Regions from separate parts of the Homo sapiens genome. Here regions 2 and 3 are each linked to region 1. The links are chromatin contacts, found by Hi-C or POLR2A ChIA-PET in ENCODE. All regions are on one chromosome and are shown on one strand. The core of a region is the stretch at or near the end of the contact, and the rest is flanking DNA. Distances in the headings are between cores, read along the strand shown. Region 1 overlaps SPECC1 (sperm antigen with calponin homology and coiled-coil domains 1). Region 2 overlaps SPECC1 (sperm antigen with calponin homology and coiled-coil domains 1). Region 3 overlaps SPECC1 (sperm antigen with calponin homology and coiled-coil domains 1).

The links. A loop is a pair of places that touch in the nucleus more often than their neighbours do. ChIA-PET counts read pairs that join two places held with the same protein, here RNA polymerase II (POLR2A). Pooled maps may share reads with other maps.
Region 2: a map of heart left ventricle shows a loop between it and region 1 (3-fold over the local background). The contact joins two enhancer-like sites. A Hi-C loop is called at or near these places in 1 of 168 maps with a recorded cell type or tissue (heart left ventricle) and 1 of 50 pooled maps. POLR2A ChIA-PET finds 5 or more read pairs at or near these places in 2 of 52 experiments (B cell and naive thymus-derived CD4-positive, alpha-beta T cell).
Region 3: a loop to region 1 is called in a map of CD8-positive, alpha-beta T cell, with 5 times the contacts of the local background. The contact joins two enhancer-like sites. A Hi-C loop is called at or near these places in 11 of 168 maps with a recorded cell type or tissue (CD4-positive, alpha-beta T cell, CD4-positive, alpha-beta memory T cell, CD8-positive, alpha-beta T cell and 6 more), 1 of 37 single-sample maps with no recorded cell type and 10 of 50 pooled maps. POLR2A ChIA-PET finds 5 or more read pairs at or near these places in 11 of 52 experiments (CD4-positive, alpha-beta T cell, CD8-positive, alpha-beta T cell, H1 and 7 more).

What each region holds. Positions count from the first base shown.
Region 1 is chr17:20,264,931-20,269,995 of GRCh38, forward strand. All of the region lies in intron 12 of SPECC1 (sperm antigen with calponin homology and coiled-coil domains 1), which reads left to right. Among named protein-coding and RNA genes, the nearest start is that of FAM106B, 150 kb to the right of the region's middle. Within about 2 kb of position 2,806, at least 2 of the 41 ENCODE cell types and tissues checked have a DNase peak (open chromatin) inside an H3K27ac peak, as active enhancers do.
Region 2 is chr17:20,204,670-20,209,734 of GRCh38, forward strand. SPECC1 (sperm antigen with calponin homology and coiled-coil domains 1) reads left to right here. Exons shown (of 15, transcript NM_001243439.2): 4 at 1-1,243. Among named protein-coding and RNA genes, the nearest start is that of SPECC1, 200 kb to the left of the region's middle. Within about 2 kb of position 2,107, at least 3 of the 41 ENCODE cell types and tissues checked have a DNase peak (open chromatin) inside an H3K27ac peak, as active enhancers do.
Region 3 is chr17:20,224,576-20,229,640 of GRCh38, forward strand. It overlaps SPECC1 (sperm antigen with calponin homology and coiled-coil domains 1), which reads left to right. Exons shown (of 15, transcript NM_001243439.2): 5 at 2,838-3,045. Among named protein-coding and RNA genes, the nearest start is that of FAM106B, 190 kb to the right of the region's middle. Within about 2 kb of position 2,381, at least 3 of the 41 ENCODE cell types and tissues checked have a DNase peak (open chromatin) inside an H3K27ac peak, as active enhancers do.

The DNA.
Region 1 (5,065 bases), core at 1,556-4,055:
TGTTTTTGTTCTTTTATATGGACATGATTTTTGTTCTTTTTTATGGCTGTGTATTTCCATGGTGTATATTTACCACATTTTCTTTATCCAACCCACTGTTGGTGGGTACTTAGGTTGATTTTATGTTTTTTCTACTGTGAACAGTGCTGCAATGAACATACGAGTGGTAGAACGACTTATTTTTCTTTGGGTATATACCTAGTCATGGGATTGCTGGGTCAAATGTTCTATTTTTAGTACCTTGAGAAATCTCCAAACTGCTTTCCACAGGGGCTGAACTAATTTTATTCCCACCAGCAGTGTATAAGCATTTCTTTTTCTCCATGGCCTCGCTAGCGTCTGCTATTTTTTGGCTTTTTAATAATAGCCTCCTGGCTAGTGTTAGATGGTATCTCATTGTGGTTTTGATTCGTATTTCTTTGAAGATTAGGGATGTTGAGCGTGTTTTCATGTTTATTGAATGTATATATGTCTTCTTTTGAGAGGTGACTGTTCATTTCCTTTGCCTATTTTTTAATGGGGTTATTTGGTTTTTGCTTGTGGATTTAAGTTCTTATAGATTCTGGATATTAGATGCATAGTTTGTGAATATTTCTTCCCATTCTATGGGTTGTCTGTTAACTCTGTTGATAGCTTCTTTTGCTGTGAAGGAACTCTTTAGTTTAGTTAGATTCCACTTGTCAATTTTTTATTTTGCTGCACTTGCTTTTGGGGACTTAGCCAAAAATTCTTTGCTAAGGCCAATGTTGAAAAAGTTATTTCCTAGGTTTTCTTCTAGGATTTTTATAGTTCGAAGTCTTATATTTAAATCTGTAATCCATTTTAAGTTAATTTTTATATGTAGTGACAGGTAGAGGTCTAGTTTCTATCTTCTGCGTATGGTCAGCCAGTCATCCCAGCAGCATTTGCTGAATAGGGAATTCTCTTCCCATTGCTTGTTTTTGTCAAAGATCAGATGATTATAGGTTTGCAGCTCTATTTCTGGATACTCTAACTTGTGTATGTGTCTGTTTTTATACCAGTGCCATGCTGTTTTGGTTACTGTAGCCTTAGAATATAACATGAACTCAGGCAATGCGAGTCTCCAGCTTTGATCTTCTTACTTAAGATTGCTTTGGCTATTCAGACTCTGTTTTGGTTCCATATGAATTTTAGAATAGTTTTTTCTAATTCTTTGAAAAATGACATTTGTAGTTTGATAGGAATACCATTGAATCTGTAAAGTGCTTTGGGCAGTATAGCCATTTGAATGATACTGATTTTTCCAATCCATGAGCATGGAATGTTTCTCCATTTATTTGTGTCATAGCTGGTTTCTTTCAGCCTCCTTCCATATATTGTTCAGCTCCAGGTAATATTGTAGGTGCTGGGGGCCGGGCGCGGTGACTCACGCCTGTAATCCCAGCACTTTGGGAGGCTGAGGCGGGTGGATCACAAGGTCGGGAGATCGACACCATCCTGGCTAACATGGTGAAACCCCGTCTCTACTAAAAAATACAAAAAATTAGCCGGGCGTGGTGGCACGCACCTGTGGTCCCAGCTGCTCGGGAGGCTGAGGTAGGGGAATGGCGTGAACCCGGGAGGCGGAGCTTGCGGTGAGCCGAGATAGCGCCACTGCACTCCAGCCTGGGCGACAGAGCAAGACTCCGTCTCAAAAAATATATATATATATTGTAGGTCCTGGGGATTCCACAGTGAATGAAACAGGCAACAGTCCCTGCTCTCATGGAACTTAAATCCTCATGGGGTCTGGCAGTTAACTGAAATAAAAGGTAACATATGTACGGTATTTGAAGGTTGTATTGCCGTGGAGAGAAATAAAGCAGGGAAGGAGGGTTGGGAATGTTGGGTGAATGGTACAATTTATACATAGTGGTCAGGGAGATGACATTTGAGCACTTGCTCCCCTCTCTTGAAGGGCTTTGGTGTCTGCATGAAGCTTTATTTCCCACCAAGGCCTAGGTGTGGAGGGTCAGAGTAAGGAGGTCATTACTGTCGTTACTGTGCCAATAGAAGCTGAAGTGACACACGGTGGTCGACCCAGGTCAGCAGCACTGGGAAGTGAGCATCGCAGCCAGACCCACCTGCCGAGCTCCGGGCCAACTGCCTGACATCTCGAGTGGCCCAGGATTGAGACCCAGTGAAAGGATGTGAGTTTGCCCTCACTACGAAGTGAGGCCCAGTTCACTAAGCTCAAAATGGCGCTCCTAGGAGGCCCTTCCTCACATTCTGCTCAACTCATACACACTGGTGTCTTTTTGGAATAAGTCACTCCTGGAAAGGCCCTCTAAATTACTCTCAGTCCTCAAATTTCATACTCCTGATGTGTGTTGGCTGTTTTCCAAGCCAAGGGCAGGCCTGACTCAGATAACTCCTACCCCTCCCTTTCTTTCATCTGAAAGTCTAGTTTAAGCTCCTAGTTTTCTGTTACGATGGAGAGATTTCCATTTGTAATTTCCAGTAAGAATTCTGAAGGGACAGAAAGTCGGGAGGGTAGGTGTGACAGGAAGAATTCTGAAGATAACCCCCATGACTCTCCATGGTAGAATGTCCTCCTCTTTATATGACACAGGGAGATGGTCTGGATATGCCCACTAATCACAAACCCCTGTAGAAGCCAAGTGATGTCTCTGGCTTGTGGCAGAAGTTGGGGAAATTCAAAGCATGAGAAGGACTCTGATTGTTCTTGGTGGTTTGAAGAGGGAGGGGGCACGTGAGAAGGAGCCAAGAAGGGCCCCCTGGCTGGCAGCCAGCAGGAAACAGGGACTTTCTAGCACTAAAGCATTAGTGCTGAGGTCCTGGCCGTGCCCAGAAATTGCCATGTGGGTGCTCTGGAGTTTTGAGGTTGACAACTGCAAGTTGTGTGTAGTGCCACCGGGTCCTTTGTCTCCTCCTCTGTCCTGATGCCCTCAGACCTCAGCCAGGCCAGGGACGCTCAGTTTGCTTTGCCTTCTGCTTTCCCTCAGCTGGGGGATCTTGGGCTGGAAGTCACTCTGATGAACATGTGGAATTCAGCTCTAAGTCTCTCCTGAGTCCTCTGTTACCTCCCAGGAGGCATGATGAGGCACAGCTACCCTTCACCTCCATGGGTGGCATGAAGATACTTGCAAGTATCTTTTAGACGAAAATATATACCGGTATTTACTGTTACTTGAATTCCTGTTTGGTTCTTGCATTTCAGATCAAAAGAAAGAAGAGTTTAGATAGGGATTTACTTGAAAATGTATCTGTATCTGTTCCACTTTTGAAATTGTATGGCAAGAATTCAGATAGCAGGCGACACCTACACTATCATTAAGGGACAGATGACGTCTTTGAACCAGGTTTTAACCTGTTAGCTCAGACCTATATCTTCTTCTCTTTTGGAGAAAAAAAAATCAGTCTTTGTGTGTCCACACTGAATTTTGCTTTGAATCTGGAAAGAACACCCATGTTGCAGGCAACTTCTGTTGTTCTGTCTCTGAGTTCCCACAAACAAGCACTAAAATCTGCTTAGCCAATAGCAAGCAGCCTCTAAAATATCAGGTCACTTGGGGCTCTGTTTCTTATATTCTTTTTTGAGACAGATCTCTTGAAGGCTACACGCACAATTCAAAGAACATAAAGCCTTTGATTTATTTACTGCCATCAGAGTGGTCCTTTCCCTGACTTAGATGATAGAGTCTCAATAGCAGATGCGCGGCACTGTGGGCTTCCACTCTATTGAGGCCTTTTCTACCCACTTTCTCTGCTTCTGTACCGTTTCTGACACAGTGGTCTGTGAAGACATTTTCAGTGGCACAGGTGTTGTCCTACAACCTGTGACAACAGTGGAGTTTGTTTGCAAAATAAAGATGCAAGGCTTTCCCATGTTGTGGGAGACACAGTCCTCTCCTGGTGGCCGTGTTTCTGGTTGGTTTTCTCTCACGAGCCAGTGTGCTGTGGGGCACCCGCTCCCACTCCCACTCTCAGTGGTGTGTGCATGCCCAGAGGTATGAAACTTCAAGGAATAAAAGTGGCTTTCTGAACAAAAATATCAAAGTGTGTAGAGACCTGTCAGACTGTTCGCACAGCAGATGGGGAGGGACACGTTCTCCCACCTTAGTCTGCACAAACACCGAAGAAGCAGCCCTGACAAGTCTAAGCTGGGCACATCCCCAATTCCTTGGGAATTTTGGAAATAAAACTGAGAAAGATTACTCTAAAATATAAAGCCCAGATGCTATTGGCAGCCATGTTTTTGCCTCTGTGCAAAAAAGACTTAACCCAGTAGGCCTGGGACGGCTCTCTTTAGCAAGGCTGCTTGCAAGGCTGGCCCTTGGCTGGCGTCTGGGAACTGGGATTACAGGAGGGTTCCCATTGTTTCCAGAACTGATGAGAGGGGCTCACGGTGCTGAAACTGTTTGTGCAAACACATGGTATGTGCTGAACAGCAGCTTTCCTTTGGGGAGTCTGGAATGTAGTATGTGCTGGGCAGAAGGGGCTGGATGCTGAGTCCCTAGTGAGCTTCCCTGGTTGGCAGCATTTTTTCTTGAGATGGGGTTTCAGTCTTGTTGCCCAGGCTGGAGTGCAATGGCACCATCTCGGCTCACCACAACCTCCGCTCCCGGGTTCAAGATTCTCCTGCCTCAGTCTCCCGAGTAGCTGGGATTACAGGCATGTGCCACCACACCCAGCTGGTCTCAAACTCCCGACCTCAGGTGATCTGCCTGCTTCGGCCTCCCAAAGTGCTGGGATTACAGGTGTGAGCCCCTGCACCCGGCCGGTTGGCAGCATTTCACACGTGTTGTCATGGCTTGTTGCCAGGGGAATTAAACATGTCCGTGACTGCTGGAGAGAATTCTTGGAAGCACGTGCCTGGTTTCCTCGGGACTTCCTGCCCTGTGCCTTTTCCCTTTGCTGATCTGGCTTTGTGTCCTTTCGCAGTAATAAATCTGTGAATAGCCGTGGCCATGACTCCATGCTGCGTCCTGTGGGTCCTTCCCCTGATCATTGAACACGGGCTTTTTATTGAGCCTTAAAAAGGAGTAAGGCACTGACACAGGCTGCAGTATGAATGTTCCCTGAAGACGTGTTGCCAGGTGAA
Region 2 (5,065 bases), core at 857-3,356, 61 kb before region 1:
TTTGGGCCCAAATGTCGATGGAACATCAGTCTCCCCAGGTGACACGGAACCTATGATAAGAGCTCTTGAGGAGAAGAACAAGAACTTTCAGAAAGAGCTTTCCGATCTAGAGGAAGAAAACCGGGTCCTGAAGGAGAAACTGATCTATCTTGAGCACTCCCCAAATTCAGAAGGGGCAGCAAGTCACACTGGCGACAGCAGCTGCCCAACATCCATAACTCAAGAGTCAAGCTTCGGAAGCCCAACTGGAAATCAGATGTCCAGTGACATTGATGAGTATAAAAAAAACATACATGGAAATGCATTACGGACATCAGGCTCCTCAAGTAGCGATGTTACCAAAGCTTCTTTGTCGCCAGATGCTTCCGACTTTGAGCACATTACAGCAGAGACACCCTCAAGGCCCCTGTCCTCCACCAGTAACCCCTTTAAGAGTTCAAAGTGTTCTACTGCTGGGAGTTCCCCAAACAGCGTAAGTGAATTGTCCCTGGCTTCCCTCACAGAGAAGATACAAAAGATGGAAGAAAACCACCATAGCACTGCAGAAGAACTACAGGCTACTCTACAAGAATTATCAGACCAGCAACAAATGGTACAGGAATTGACAGCTGAAAATGAGAAGCTGGTGGATGAAAAGACGATTTTAGAGACATCCTTTCATCAGCATCGAGAGAGGGCAGAGCAGCTAAGTCAAGAAAATGAGAAGCTGATGAATCTTTTACAAGAGCGAGTAAAGAATGAAGAGCCCACCACTCAGGAAGGAAAAATTATTGAACTGGAGCAGAAGTGCACAGGTATTCTTGAACAGGGCCGCTTTGAAAGAGAGAAGCTACTCAACATTCAGCAGCAGTTGACCTGTAGCTTGCGGAAGGTTGAGGAAGAAAACCAAGGAGCTTTAGAAATGATTAAACGTCTGAAGGAAGAAAATGAAAAACTGAATGAGTTTCTAGAACTGGAACGGCATAATAATAACATGATGGCCAAAACTTTGGAAGAGTGTAGAGTTACCTTGGAAGGGCTAAAAATGGAGAATGGATCTTTGAAGTCTCATTTGCAGGGTGAGAAGCAGAAAGCCACAGAGGCCAGTGCTGTGGAGCAGACGGCAGAGAGCTGCGAAGTTCAAGAAATGTTGAAAGTAGCCCGAGCAGAGAAAGATCTACTGGAACTGTCTTGCAATGAGCTCAGACAAGAATTACTAAAGGCAAACGGTGAAATTAAACATGTTTCCAGTCTGCTGGCCAAGGTGAGAAGAGACAGCTCTTTACTGGTATTTGCTCATCCTTGTTCACATTTCTGCCCTTAACCTCTAAATTCACAGAGCACAGAGAAGCATTTGCTTAGTCTGTTTCATTCACGAAGCCAGCATTCCAGCTTGAAGGCCTGTTAGATTGCACACAGGTTGGGATTGGGGGATACAAAAAGGAAACACCCAAATTTCTGATTATGGGCGGTTCAAAATGTGGGGATGTAGAGTCAAATCAGAGTATGATGCAGTGATAAAAGAATATCATACAGCCTATGCCCAGGCTCTAGTCTAGTGCAAAGGAGGGGCATCTGGTGTAACGTGGGGGTTGGGCGTAGCACAGAAGGACTTCCTGGAAGAAATAGCAACTGAGCTGAGTTCTGAAGATTGAGTGGGAGTTTGCCAGTCTGTCAGCATGCTTTTAGCTGCCAGTAACAGAAAATGAAATCACTCCCAATTTTCAACTAAAATATTACCACTATTTTGGTGTTTTCTTCCAGATATATGTGTGTGTATGTGTATCATACAAGTTACACAAATTTATAATCATCCTGTACATGTTATTAACTTTTTTTGCATTTGACATTTTAGAAATATTAAAACTTTTCTCAGCATATTCCTATCATTAAATATTCATTTAAACATTATTTTAAAGGCCAGATACTATTTTAATATAAATATTTCATATTTACCCTGTTGTTGAACATACATGTATTGTCAAACATTTGTGGTCTTTCCAGTCTTTCAATATTATAAATACTTTTTTATATCTATCTTACTGTTTATTTAGGAAAAATTCCTAGACGATGACTTACCGAGTCAAAGAGTATAAACATTTTAAAGACTTTCAACACATTCAGCCAGATTGCCCTTCAGAAATATTATGCCAGTTTATTCATCCTAGCGGTCATGAGATCATGAGCTTTCCTGAGCCTTTGCCAGCACTTGGTATTACATTGTTATATCATTTAAATCTGTTAATCATTTCATTTTTTTAACCTTTTTTGCTTGGGAAGATCTTCCATAGCCCAAGAGCAAATAACTTTTCTCAACACTTTAATCAGCCTGTAATTTTGTTTTTGATGCAAGAATTGTGGTGATTTTATGATATTCTGCCCACCTCCCAGAGCAGTGCTGGAGAGGTGCAGAGAGATGGCCTCCTATTTCTTGTTCCCTCCAAGTTCTGGGTCTGATTTAGGGATCTACTGGCAAGAGAGATTCAAAACATCTTCCTACCTTAGTTTAGGGGTTGTCATTGTTTCAAGGAGCAAATTATGCCATGAGCTCTCAGGGAGATTTTTCTCCACTGCTTCGTCTGTCTTAAGATGAGTCTGTTGCAGCCTGATTCTGCAATTTGGCCATCTGATGAGCTTAGTGGTGGGTCATGTTAAGGAGTTTCTCTCTTTGTCTGTATTCTAAATTTGTAGGTATTTTATTGAAAGTACGGAAGTAATTCCATTAGAGGTTACTAGTCAGGCTTGGCATTGGGTTTTAATATCTTGTGGAGTAAGATTATTCTTTTTTTACTTTAAGATTACTCACTACTCTCTGGCAAAATGTTTTATCTCCCATGTGCACCTTCTTGAAGTTCTTTATCAGTCCCTCTGTGTTTTTGGTAGTTTGGCATTACATTAAATGTGCATATCAGTGAGAAATAATTTGACATCTTAAAAATAGCTTATTTTTTTCTGATCATAAAATATTTTTATTACAGACGATTTAAAAAGTACAGAAAAGTATAAAAAAGAAAAGTATTACCTTTAATTTCACCACTTGGAGAAAAACTGCTAACCTTTTGCTGTATGTCCTTTCAGGCCTTTTCTCAGTTTATACATGTTTGAGCATGCATAAAAACTTGCATTGATATGATTATGATATTTTGTCTTCCTATCCAGAAGAGTAGAGTATGTCTGTCCACATTCCATTACAAAGAATCAGTTGGATTAGTTTATCTATTCCACTATTAATCTGTTTCTGATTAACTTGTTTCTACTTTTATCTTTATTAATTTTTTTGTCTTATTTTTTGTACATTTTGGTTTCTTGACTAAAATTCTTTGTTCATTTAACTTTTTTTTATCCTTGGTTGATAATGAAAGCATTTAAAGTTATAGCTTTGGTAAATAGAGGCAATAAAATCTGGAATCTTCTGGAATAAACTAAATGTAATTTAAAGGAAAGTGTGCATTTTCTGTAGAGTGCAAGGCACAACATATATGTTTAAAATCAAACTGTTATTATTCATGTATCCTACATCTTACTGCATGCTAACTAGAAGTATCAAATACTGATAGTAAGAAGGGAAAGGTCCTAGCTAGTATTTTTAGGTGAGAGTTTGAGGTAAAGATGGGGGCATGCTATCACATAGGGTTTCTTGTATATCTATCAAGACCCTAGGTTTGTGATTTTGTGCTGTCTTATGTGCACAGAGACTGATTTGTAATTGCAGTGGACTTGTAACATACTAATCTTCCTACCCTTTTACATTACTGTAGAAAAAGCAAAACATAGACCTCCTAAATGGACTAATACTGATTGTATCTCTACCACAGACTATCAAGTAATCTGCCAACAACCATGAATTTAAATGATAATACTTAAGAGACTCATGTCCAAAGGATAACAGGAGAAGTTTTAGCACAAAACTATGATGAAGGGTCTAACATGCTGGACTGGGTCCTCTTGACTTACCCAGTGAGCAATGATGTGACCTTGGGCAGGCCCCTTTACATTGTGCAATGTCGAATAGAAGCGTGACGGTGGATGGATCCTGGTCTCGTATCTAATTCCAAGGGAAGCATTTAACATTTAATTATGATGTATGTTTTTTGTAGGCATTTGGTACATACCTTTTATTATGTTATGCAAGTATTTGCTAAGAGGTGTTTTGTTTGGTGGTTTATTTTTAGAGACAGGTTCTCGTTTTGTCACTTAGGCTGGAGTGTAGTGGCGATTATAGCTCACTGCAGCCTTGAACTCCTGGGCTCAAGCAATCCTCCCACCTCAGCCTTTCTGGGTAGCTGGGACTGCAGCCAGGCACCACCATGCCTGACTACTTGGCTTGTTTTTAAAGGATGAGGATTGAATTTTTTCTACAGCTAATGACGTGATCTGATAGTTTTTATGTAATCAAGTTTTTTTCTCCTCTAACTTGTTAGTGAGGCAAGTTATAACAACAGATTTTCTAAGGTGCTCTAGTGTAAAATCATGCTTGCATTCCTGGGGTAAATCCTAATTCTTCAGTTTTCAGTGGTTTCACTTGACTTTTTGCTGAGAACTTCCAAATATAGCTGCCTTCAGCAGGTATCGGAGTAACTGTCCTGTTGAGCACCAAGCAACAACGTGTACCCCATGAGCAGTGCATTCATCCACTCTAATGCTTGGCGAAAGGTGAATATTATTAAAAAGGATACAATAAGCTATTTACAAAAGGGGAAAGTGGTGCCAAACCATCCTATGATCTAATAGATTCCGTAAATCTATGTAAGTTTCAAGTTAAGATTACTCAAGCAACCCAGATACCGTCAAAAGAACCTATAAAAAGCCTTGAAAAGTACTTTTTTAAAAATAGGAGGTAGGTGTCTTCCTCAAACAATAAATGGAAAATTGGTAGGATTTCTACACTATCTTGTAGGCTTTTTTTCTTCTCATTTCTTTTTCTTCATTGGTTTGCTGATTTCTTTATTTTTTTCAACTTCTCTGATATACCCCATATGCATCTTGATGGCCGCTTAATCTGTAGTCACATGACATACTTCTGTACAACTTTGAGGACGGGTCTGATTTCCACAGAACCCAAAGCCACCACTCCTATCCTTGCCCT
Region 3 (5,065 bases), core at 1,131-3,630, 41 kb before region 1:
CCTTCCCTCTCCTTTTCTCAAGCCAAAGGGATCTCTGCCAGTGGCCACCGCCACCCCAAGCCTGTGGCAGCACCACTGATGTTTATTCAGGGCCCAAGTTCTCTTTAGTCAGCAGGTCTGGATCTCTCCCTTCAGGTCCACGGTGGGTCTAGAAATGCTGTCCAGGAACTAAGGCCTAGATGGGGGACTTTAGGAGCCTGCTTGGTGCTTTATTTTACTGTGGCTGAGCTGTGCCCAAGTTGCAAGATGAAGTCCCCTTTACTCTTCCCTCTGCTTTCCTCAAGCAGAAGGGATCTCTCCCTGTGGCCACCACAGCTGGGAATGCACTGGGTCACACCTGAAGCCGGTACAGTGTGTGGCCCATGATGAGTACTGTGTGGGTACCACTGATGTTTAATCAAAGCCCAAGGACTCTTTGGTCAGCAGGTGATGAATGCTGCCAGGACTGGGTCCTTCCTTTCATGACAGTGGGTTTCCTTCTGGTCCAGGCTATGTCTAGAAATGTTATCTGGGAGCTAGGACCCGGAATGGGGGCTTCAGGAATCTGCTTAGTGCTTTATTTTACTGTGGCTGAGCTGGTATCCAAGTTGCAAGACAAAGTCCTCTTTACTCTTCCCTCTCCGCCCAGAGCTGTGAGCTGTGCTGCCTGGGGTTGGGGGAAGAGTGGTGCAAGCACTCCCTTGGCTGCTCCAGGTGGTGTCTCACTGGGTCATGTGCACTCCAAGTCCACTGTCTGAGCCCAGCACAGCACCAGGACTTGCCCAGAAATTGCAGCCCTTGTGGCCTAGCCTCTTTCAGATTTACTTAGGACTCCAAAGTGCTTTAGCCCACAGAGGTAGGGCTTGCCAGAACTCAGATTCTCACTGGAATGGAAGATTCCCCTCTGGCTAGGGCTGGTCTAAATGCTCCTTTTATGGGTGCTGGCTGAATTCTGTCCTGTGTTGCTTTCTGCTGTGATGGGACAGCACCAAATTCCAATGCAATCTCACAATCATTGTGCTTTCCCTCCCCCGGGGTGCACAGATGCTGTCTCTCTACCATGTGGTTGCTGCCAAGGGATGAGGGAGAGGGGATGTTGGAGAGTCAAGACGGTCTTTCCTCCCCTCTCCGGTGCATCTTTCCTTGATATGATGTGTTAAAACCAGGCACTGTGATCGTTCATCTGATTTTTGGTTCTTATGAAGATGCTTTCTTACGTGGATAGCAGTTCCATTTGGTGTTCCTGCAGGGAAGCCATTGCTGGAGGATCCTTTTTGGCCATGTTGTTCTGTCTCCAGGTCTCTCCTCCTTTCCTTATCCTTTGTCACAATTTCCCAGTGAATGATCCTGCAGTGCTGCCTCCCAGTGTTCATTCAATCATTCATCAAATATTCATTAAATGCCTCCTGTGTGTGATGCTGTGTAGATACTAGGGGTGCAATGGTGAATTAAACAGACAAGGTCCCTATTCCCATAGAGCTTATAGCCAGAAGGTTTTGCACATGAAATGTAATTGGAAAAAAATTTCATTTCATACAAAGAAACCCCACCCCCAGCGCCAGATTACCTGGTAAATATACAGCTATTTAGTAATGTTAATTAAAGGACTGTAGAAAAGGGACAATGATGTTTATTGCAGCATTTTTGTAATAATAAAATAATATAGTCAAACAGTGGAATACTATGCACCAATTAAAGTAATGACTTAGCATGATGTGTATCAGTGTGGATACATTTCAAAAACACAGTTAAAATGCAGGAGCATAGTAAGCATAGTATTGTAGAGGACAAAGCATATTACCATGTTATAAATGCAGAATAATACAGATACAGTATAATCCACTGCAAAAGCACAATATAGTGTAGCATTGTGTAAAAGGACAATACTATGTATTGTCATGGACACATGCATATATAGTAAAAGTGAAAAACCATTCAAGGATTGACCACATACCAATTTTAGGATAATGCTTATTACTCTCTGAGGTAGGAGGGAAGATTGAGGTTTTAAAAAATTCTTATTAAAGTAAAAAGATTTTGCAAATGTGACAACATTTAACCATTGTTAAGTCTGTTTGGTGCATGATTATTATTTTTGGTGCTTTTCTGTGTATTTAAAATGTTTAACAATTAAAAAATTGAACAGATGAAGCGATTGTGCCGTGCCACTTTTCTGCTTCTGTGTATGTACGTTTTTGTGTGCCTTCCGCCGACATTCTCTATCACATTTTTGCTGTGATAGAGCATGAATGTGATAGAGAATCTTTAGAGTTTCCTCTAAAGAAGCATTGCAGCCCCAAGTATCTTATCTCTAAGGGAACCTGGGGGTGTGCAGATTAGCCTGGCTTCAGGGTTGTTGTTCACAGCTCAGCAGCAGAGGGCGCTGCTCCATAGCAGATGTGCGGTGGGGGTGGCCACACCAGGCAGCTCTCTTGGTGCAGGGCCAGTGCCTCCCAGGGAAGCACTGCTCTCCCAGGGAAGCACTGCTCTCCCCAGCTGTGGGAAAGAGGAATATTTAAGTACGTGCAGATTCCCTCCTGCTTGTAGGAGGGGGCACAGAATCCAGCCATTTGGAAGCATACATCGTGTTTCTCTGACTATTCACAGCCTTGGCTGTTTCTGAGGCTAAGAATGCAAGAAACAGCACATGCCAAGGGCGTCTTTGCTACTATGTCCGTGAGCCTGCTGCTGACTTGTGGGGAGCTTTTCGTAATGTTTTATTTTAGATTGAAGAGGTTCATGTTCAGGTTTGTTACATGGGTATATTGCATCATGGTGGGGCTTGGCCTTCTAGTGTACAGATCACTGTGGGAATTTTTTTGTTGTTAACTGACCAAGGAACCTTCCTTTTATTTTAGGTGGAAAAGGATTATTCATACCTGAAGGAGATATGTGATCACCAAGCCGAACAGCTGAGCAGAACCAGCCTAAAGCTGCAAGAAAAAGCATCAGAGAGTGATGCAGAGATCAAAGACATGAAAGAAACCATATTTGAATTGGAAGATCAGGTGGAACAGCACCGGGCTGTCAAGTTACACAATAATCAACTCATCAGTGAGCTAGAAAGTAAGTGGGGTCTGCCAGGCATGGTGGCTCACACCTATAATCCCAGCACTTTGGGAGGCTGAGGCAGGAGGATCACCTGAGGTCAGAAGTTCGAGACCCAGCCTGACCAACATGGTGAAACCCTGTCTCTACTAAAAATACAAAATTAGCCGGGCGTGGTGGTGGGCGCCTGTAATCCCAGCTACTCAGGAGGCTGAGGCAGGAGAATCACTTGAACGCAGGAGGCGGAGGTTGCAGTGAGCCGAGATTGCGCCACTGCAAAAGAAAGCAAATGAGGTCAAGCCCAGGAGAAATGTGGAATGGAGCTGAGTAGGACACTAAAGAAACCAGCAGCAGTGGGTGACGAGGGGGGGTGGGTTTGACTGTATGTTGGCTGGGGTTTATGAAGTCTCTCATTTGAGTGCGCTGTAATCTCCTAGGAAGAATGTCACCTAAGAAACAATCATTAATCTCCAGTTTAAAAACTAGAGATTAAGAGATCAATGATCATAGCAGTTGAAAACTGGGATGACAGAAGAACAGGCTGTTGAACATGAGTCAGCAGTGTGTAGGTGATTGCGAAAAATAGAAATGCTTTTCATTTTGTTTTTTTTAAGAAGTCTTGCTCTATCACCCTGGCTGGAGTGCAGTGGTGCAGTTGTAGCTCACTGCAGCCTCAAACTCCTGGGCTCAGGTGATCCTCCTGGCCTCTCAAAGCACTGGGATTACAGGTGTGAGCCACCGTATTGAGCTGCAAATGTTTTTTGGCTGTGCTGGATGTGTTTTGTGTGAGCCATGCTACTGCTGCTGTCTCCAGGCAGCCTGATCAGCTTGAAGGCCACATGTTAGGATACTTTAGCTGTGACTGTGAGAGTTCACAGGGACCCTTCCTAAGGATATTTTGCAGGGTAGGAGAAGGTTATTCAGAAGAAATTGCTTGCCAGTCATCAAGTACTGACACTGTGTTATCTCTTGTATCTGACAGAGATGGATGATAGGTATCAGAGTGGATGAACAATGTGTGCTCTTGGTCTAAGGGAGAAAACAATTCCCGCATGTGTCCCATTGGTGGTAGGATATCAAGTAACTTCTAGATGTTTGCCACTTAGTTGCTGAAGAGACATCAGCATATGGCTTATTTATGAACTCATAGTTTGCTTTGAATTGGGAAAGAAATTTTTAAAAGAGATTAAACATTACCTTCTTTGTCCAAATAAGCCTTACCAAATTATCACATCTAATGTGTTTTCTTTTGTAACAAAAGATTTAATGCACAAAGCATTTAGTCACACCAGCCATTACTAAGAATAGCTTGGTCAGTTGCCTGAGAAGTTCCTTACCCCATGCAGTCGATCCTCCTTATTCACAGATTTCACATTGGTGAATTCATCTGCTTGATAAAACGTATTTTAACCCCAAAACCAATACACAGAGCACTTCCACAGTCATTTTCAGACATGCACAGAGAAGTGAAAAGGTTGTGTCATCCAGTGCTTATGTTCCCAACTCGGGTCAGACAGAGACACTTGGCCTTCTCATACTGTACATGTGTCTTTTTTACAGTCTGCTTAATACCATGCTTTTAACATTTTTGTGCTTTTGTTTTTGGTGACTTTGCTATTTAAAATGGCCCTGAGTGCAGTGCTGTCCACTGTCCCCAAGCACAGTGAGGTTGAGACGCACCTACAGAGAAAACACGTGTATTAGGGAAGCTTCATGCAGACGCAAGCTCTTGTCCCGTTGTGCGTGAGTTCGGTGTTATTGAATCAACAAAGCGCATCAGGCTAAGTGCAGTGACCTCATCCCTGTAATCTCAGCACTTTGGGAGACTGAGGCAGGAGGATCGATTGAGCCCAGGAGTTCGAGACCAGCCTGGGCAACATAGTGAGACCCTGTCTTGACAAAAAAATAAAATAAAATAAAAACTAGCCACGTGTGGTGGCGCATGCCTTTAGTCCCAGCTTCTCTGGAGGCTGAGGTGGGAGGATCCCTTGAGCCTGAAAGGCTGAGACTGCAGTGAACCAAGATTGTGCCACTGCAC